Linked DNA regions of Mus musculus: region 2 is linked to region 1. A link is a loop called in an ENCODE intact Hi-C map of the cell type or tissue named here. Cell type or tissue: heart. All regions are shown on one strand. Each heading gives the region's core, and the rest is flanking DNA. Links, peaks and the distances in the headings are about the cores only.

Region 1 (2,915 bases), core at 239-2,738:
TCCTTACTATAATGCATTCCTAAATTGGGAACCTTCCTCCCTTTTGTTAGGTATTTGTTTCCTAACAACATGTAAAGTATCTAATGCAGTTTCTGGTTTTGTTTTTTGAGGCAAGGTCTCACGATACAACCCCAGCTGACCTCAGACCCTTGCTTCAGACCCTGGGATTACAAGAGTATACCATAGTACCTAGCTGAAATGTTGGGTTTAGTTTATATAGATATCTTTGAGGGAAAATTCTTTTTTTGGCTTTACTAAGAGGAAGGGAGCAAGCAACAAGGCATTTTTTTTTTTTTTTTTTACCCCAGGGCAAAAATTTTCTAAGAAACTGATGTCAAAGTAGTTCATCCTAAGTTTTGTAAAATAATGTCCTGGCAGACACGTGTTTGTGAAGCACAGGTAACTCCCTATGGCCAGCAAGTGGTATGTTCTGCTCCTGTGCACTGCTCTGTCTTAGCTCTGTAATCCTGCATCACCAGTCTTTCTCCTTCACCATCTTTTGAGTAGTTGCTACCGTCGGTCCTTTACATTCATTTTCTTTATTTGTCATGACTTTTCTTGCCTTCTACTTCAGGCACTGATTTCCAGCCCTTGGTAGCAGTTATCTGAATGGAACTGGTCCATGGCAAAAGTGCAAGCACCCGTCCAGCCAGCCCAAGTCACCTCTATCTAACAACGTTACAGATGCAGGGCTGTGGTATAGCACGAGTAGGAGAGGGCATGCCTACCTAGCATATACATGGTCCTGGGTTTGATCCTCAGCACTTATAAAGCAGATATGTCTATAATCCCAGCACATGGGTGGTGGAGGCAGGGGGATCAGGAATTGAAGGCCAGCTTTGGCCTCACAGTGGGTTTGAGGCCACCCTGGACTACATGAGACCCTGTCTACAAACAGACAAAACAAACCAACTAACCAAGCACCACCACCAGACCCACTACAAATGGGGTATTATTCAAGAACAACGCTCAGGTACTAACTATCCTGATGCTGTTGCGTGCATTACTGACAAGGGCACCGAGTAAGTGATGAGTAGACACCATAAGAGAGGGCGCACTTTCCACTGCTGCTGAACTAACACCAGTTGGCTGGGAGAATCTAAGCACAAGAGCTTATATTGTAGGCCAGGAGAAAAGGGTTTTCTGCATTAACTCATGGAAGATGAGTGCTGGGCAGTACTGGGTCCTAACACACAACATACATGACACACACATGACACTCTGAGTGCGCTGGAGGGATGTGGGGAAGGGATGATGCAGCACACTTTTTATTATGGCTTTACAGCTTTTAAGTCAAAACAGCAGACTAGCATTGATTTCCTTACATATCATACTGCCACCTGGTGGCAAGATAGACATGACATCACTTAAATATATTGAACAGATGCTAGAGAAGGTGTTGTGTAAGACAATGACTTTGTAGTGTTGTAGTCAAAAATCTTTAATTTTCTTCTCAAATTCTGGAAGCAATTACATGTATCAATCTGTCTGTGCGAAAATAACCAATAATCTATGAAGTGCTTACTATTGGCACGCCACTACACTAAGTATTTTATATAGTTTACATTGTTTCCCGAAAGAAATTAAAATATTTAGAAAAATAGAACAATTAAACTCCTTTCAAGAAAGCTTATAGGTATGGGATGATGTTATGCCTCTGAAAGATGCACACCAGTTCCAGGGGAACGAGGTTCTTCTGGGTCAAACCCCAGCAGCATCTCTTACTAGGGTGTGGCCTGAGATGCAGTGCTCTACAGGAGAAAGCGCACAGGTGCCTAAGTCAGCAAGCCCTGAAGATACTGCAGAGTAATGAACGTGGTCAATACTCATCAGAAAATTAAAATATCTTGATTAAAACCATTAAAAAGAGACTTAACTACAAGTCATGCACAGAGTGGGCACTGAAGAGTAATATATACTGAGACAAAGCAAGTATAAACTGATGGGAAGACCTATGAAAACACTAAGCAAATTGTAGTATGAGGGAGCTTAAATAAAGACCTCATTCAAATTCTCTAACTTTATCTGGATCCTATGTACTTGAGTGCCAGAGGCCTTAGATCACAGTGGCTTTCAATCCCTATCTCAAGGCAGTGTTGCTGGTGGGGCTACTCTTTGGGATGAGGTAAATAAAGAGTAATGGAGGCTAGTCAATCTGCCTTAACTTCTTCAGCTTCCTGTTTCACTGGGAGAGGACCTGCTGCCTCTGTTCTCTCTATCAATGGAAGGGCAGGATGAAATCATGTACATTTAATTTACATGAAAGAAAGTCAGGCTGTGCATGACATGACAGATAGCAGGTGAAGTTCTAAAGCTGTACAAAAGTCTGGGTAGTTGATGTCTTATATATATGCATGCTTATAAATAAATGTCCTCTGCAGATGGATGTGATGATACACATGAATGTTCCTTGGTTAGCAAAGTGGATGCAACTTTCAAGAGGACCATCTAGGCTGGAGAGACAGCTCAGTGGTTAAGAGCACTGACTGCTCTTCCAGAGGTCCTGAGTTCCCAGCAACCACATGGTGGCTCACCCATGGTGTAATGTGTTCTGATGCCCTCTTCTGGTGTGTTTGAAGATAGCTACAGTGTACGCATATACATAAAATAATTCTTTCTTTTTTCTTCTTCTTCTTCTTCTTTTTTTTTTTTTTTTTTTTTTTTTTTTGGTTTTTTGAGACAGGGTTTCTCTGTGTAGCCCTGGCTGTCCTGGAACTCACTTTGTAGACCAGGCTGGCCTCGAACTCAGAAATCCACCTGCCTCTGCCTCCCAAGTGCTGGGATTAAAGGCGTGTGCCACCATGCCTGGCAAATAATTCTTTTAAAAAAAAATGGACCACCTTTAAAGTTTCCAAGACTGATAGCCAAACCAGAGGTAGGGAAGCTAAGTGGCAGTTATGATAGTAAGCTTTCCT
Region 2 (2,915 bases), core at 174-2,673, 49 kb before region 1:
GCACCGAAAACTGAAAACAATGTCAAACTGAGTACAACAGGGTAAAGGTTAGGATCGAACCTGGCACTAAAAACCCAGCAGACAGAGCACTGAGTGGATTTTTTTAGAAGGTATTTTTTATCCTGAGGGCCACAACGATTCCTTTAAAAGATTTTAAACGGGAGGGAAGTGATCGGATTAAAAGGAGCACCACCCATTTAGTCCACTGTAGTGGTGGGGGAAGGGTTGAAGCGTGGGACACGCGCAGTGAGCAGGTAACAGCGGGGATCCGGGTGGAAACGCCGGGCGCGCGCACCGAACCGGAGGGAGCCCTGAGCGGAAGAGCAGACGAAAACGGATTCTGGGGCTGGATGAGTTGGCTTGAGGGGCTGATGACCAAGTAGAGATGTCATGGCTGAGATATGAAACTAGGTCTGAGGATCGGTGCTGAGCTCCATGTGAAAGAGATGTTCAGCCTCCAAGTGAAATCGCCTGGGTTTCAGAACAGAGGTGGTCTGGAAGCAGGAGGGCGCACGGCTAGTGGGACAAGATCGGCGAGAGGATGCAGAGTCGCCTGCACAGCCGAACAATATTTATTTTCTTTTTCTTCAAAAATACTCGGAACCCAAGACCAGCAGTGAGATAGATAGGTAGGGGCTCCAGCGTTCTCGTTGAGGGACGAGAAATGAGATTTTTGGGGTAGGAGTTGGTCACCGTGAGTCCTAGAAATAATCTTCCGCTAACACGCCTGTGGTGCCCACAAACCAACTCAGAGCATCGAACAGTTGACACAGAATCTTGATCAAATAGATCCCCGACCCCCGAGAAGACTATATCATAGAAACGTGTTTGCTTTAAAAAAGTATCGCGCTTGTTTCTTCCAATTCCAGTATTTAAACAGTTGAGTGACCAACTTGCAATTTTAATAAATACCGCATTCAAACTATGCATCCACTTTCAAAACACTGAAACTGAAGATAGTCGTACTCTACCAGTGAGTGCAAACTTTCCCGATTTTTGCCCGTGGAAGGTTCTGGGGAATCGCTTAAGAACACGGCCGGTGCCCCAGGTTTGCTAAGCCGCGGACTGAGACAGCACCCGCAGCCCGGGCCCGCACCACTGGCTCCTCCCAGCCCATTCCCCACCTCCGCTAGCAGGTCCCCCACGCCCCGCCCTTCCCACGGCCCCGCCCTCCCCAGGGCTCGGGGGGGGCGGATCCAGGATGCCCATCGCTGATTGGCTAGCTTCGCATAGCCCCGCCCCAGGGCGCGCGCAGGAAGCGGTGCGGACACGCGCGGCGCGGCCCCGCGGGGAAGCGTCCGCGACCCTCGTTCGGGCGTCCTTGACCTGCCTCAGGCGAGGCTGCGTCCCGAGAGCCCTCCTGCCTTCGCCGCCCGCCTCGCGGACCTCCGGGCTCTGGTCGAGGCCGCCGCCCGCGGTGCCCGGATGTCGCGGGCTTAAAGGGCCAGTGCCGCGCAGCCGCCGCGACGTGCGCTCCGAGCGAGCGGGCGGCCCGGGCAGCCTGAGGAGGCCCGGCTTCCGCAGCCGGCCGGTCCCTGTGATTGGCGGAGGCGTCCAGAATGCTGCACGTCGTAGGTTCCGCCTTTGCCGGGTCAAAATGGTGCGGGCGAGGCCCTGCACTGGACGGCCCGGGCCTGGCGATCGGGGACCCTAGAAAGGGAACGCTAAGTTGTTTGAGATCGCGGATAGGGGCGATGGCGTCGAGGTGCGGTTTAAAAATTATACGGTCCTCAACAGGAAAAATAAAATTGTTGTGTTCGACATTAAAGATTTCTTTTAAAATGGATATTAAGGGATTTCACAAGGGCCAACTTGTAAAAACAACTCGTTTTGTCTTTAAGGTTAATTAGAACCTGTGACAGTTCGTTTAATTAAGCAAAATTAACTAGTCTATTAAAAAAAGTGTGTGCGTGTGTGTGTGTGGTGTAGATATAGAAGAAGGTTTATTTCTTAATGCTTGTTTTCTACGTGGGTAAAATTGAAATGAGACCGAATAGCTTTCCGAGTTTGTTTATACTGTTAAAATACCTTGATTCTGATTCTAGATTTAAAATTTTAAGATGTCCTTTTGTGTCTGAAATCCTTAGAACAGGTGAGACTTTTCAAAAAAACCCTTGAAATGACACTTATTGTATTGTTTTTGAAAAAATTTATATGGAATTTGTTTTAATCGTGTTTCTAATCATTTAAGTCCAATATTGGAATAAAGGGAAATTAGAAAGTACCGAAGCTTGAAGAGTAGCCCCGTTTCTGAGCAAAGTGAAAGGATTTTCTTTTACCCTAAAGACGTCTCCTAGGTGCTGGAACAATAAGATAAAGAATAGTTTAGGGCCGGGCGTGGTGGTGCACGCCTTTAATCCCAGCACTCAGGAGGCAGAGGCAGGCAGATTTCTGAGTTCGAGGCCAGCCTGGTCTACAGAGTGAGTGTCAGGACAGCCAGGGCTACACAGAGAAACCCTGTCTCGAAAAAAACAAAAAACAAAACAAAACAAAAGAATAGTTTAGATAGAACACTGACTAATAACAAGGTATGGTATGTCTGTATGAAATGCGATAATGAAACTTGACACTGTGCCTCCTAACTTCATAAATTAATAAAAGTGACTACTTTTTCTATTTTTACTCCAAGTATCAAAGTAGTAGATTTTATTTAAAATGAAGGAGTGAAAAGACAATGAAGAAAAAGAGAAACACAGGAAATAAGATATGAATAAATGGAAAATGTTCAGAGAACTTAGGATAAATTCAGTATTTGCTTATCAAGAAACTGGATAGAGGAAAATTACTCTGAAGTTAAAACAGGCTTGTATGAAATGGTGTTTTAGCTTCATGCCTTCTTCAAAATATAAAATAACTGGTTTCATTTAATTGAATACTCAATGAGAATTAAAGACATGGAAATGACAAAAGCAGGA

What was found. Peaks named below come from ENCODE experiments on the same cell type or tissue, not always from the same donor. Only the 100,000 strongest peaks of a DNase experiment are listed, where the experiment ranks them.
Region 2: a loop joins it to region 1, with 2.5 times the contacts of the local background. A loop is called at or near these places in 3 of 42 quality-filtered maps.

The regions. Positions count from the first base shown.
Region 1 is chr4:8,597,045-8,599,959 of GRCm38, reverse strand. All of the region lies in intron 6 of Rab2a (RAB2A, member RAS oncogene family), which reads right to left. Among named protein-coding and RNA genes, the nearest start is that of Gm42253, 46 kb to the left of the region's middle. In heart, for the core only: a CTCF peak has its summit at 1,351 (motif pointing left); no DNase peak of the experiment used is centred there.
Region 2 is chr4:8,645,834-8,648,748 of GRCm38, reverse strand. Gm8273 (predicted gene 8273) reads left to right here and starts at 1,292. Exons shown (of 1, transcript NR_168732.1): 1 at 1,292-1,786. In heart, for the core only: no CTCF peak of the experiment used is centred there; DNase peaks (open chromatin) are centred at 288, 1,218 and 1,548; H3K4me3 peaks cover 2,172 bases; H3K27ac peaks cover 1,954 bases.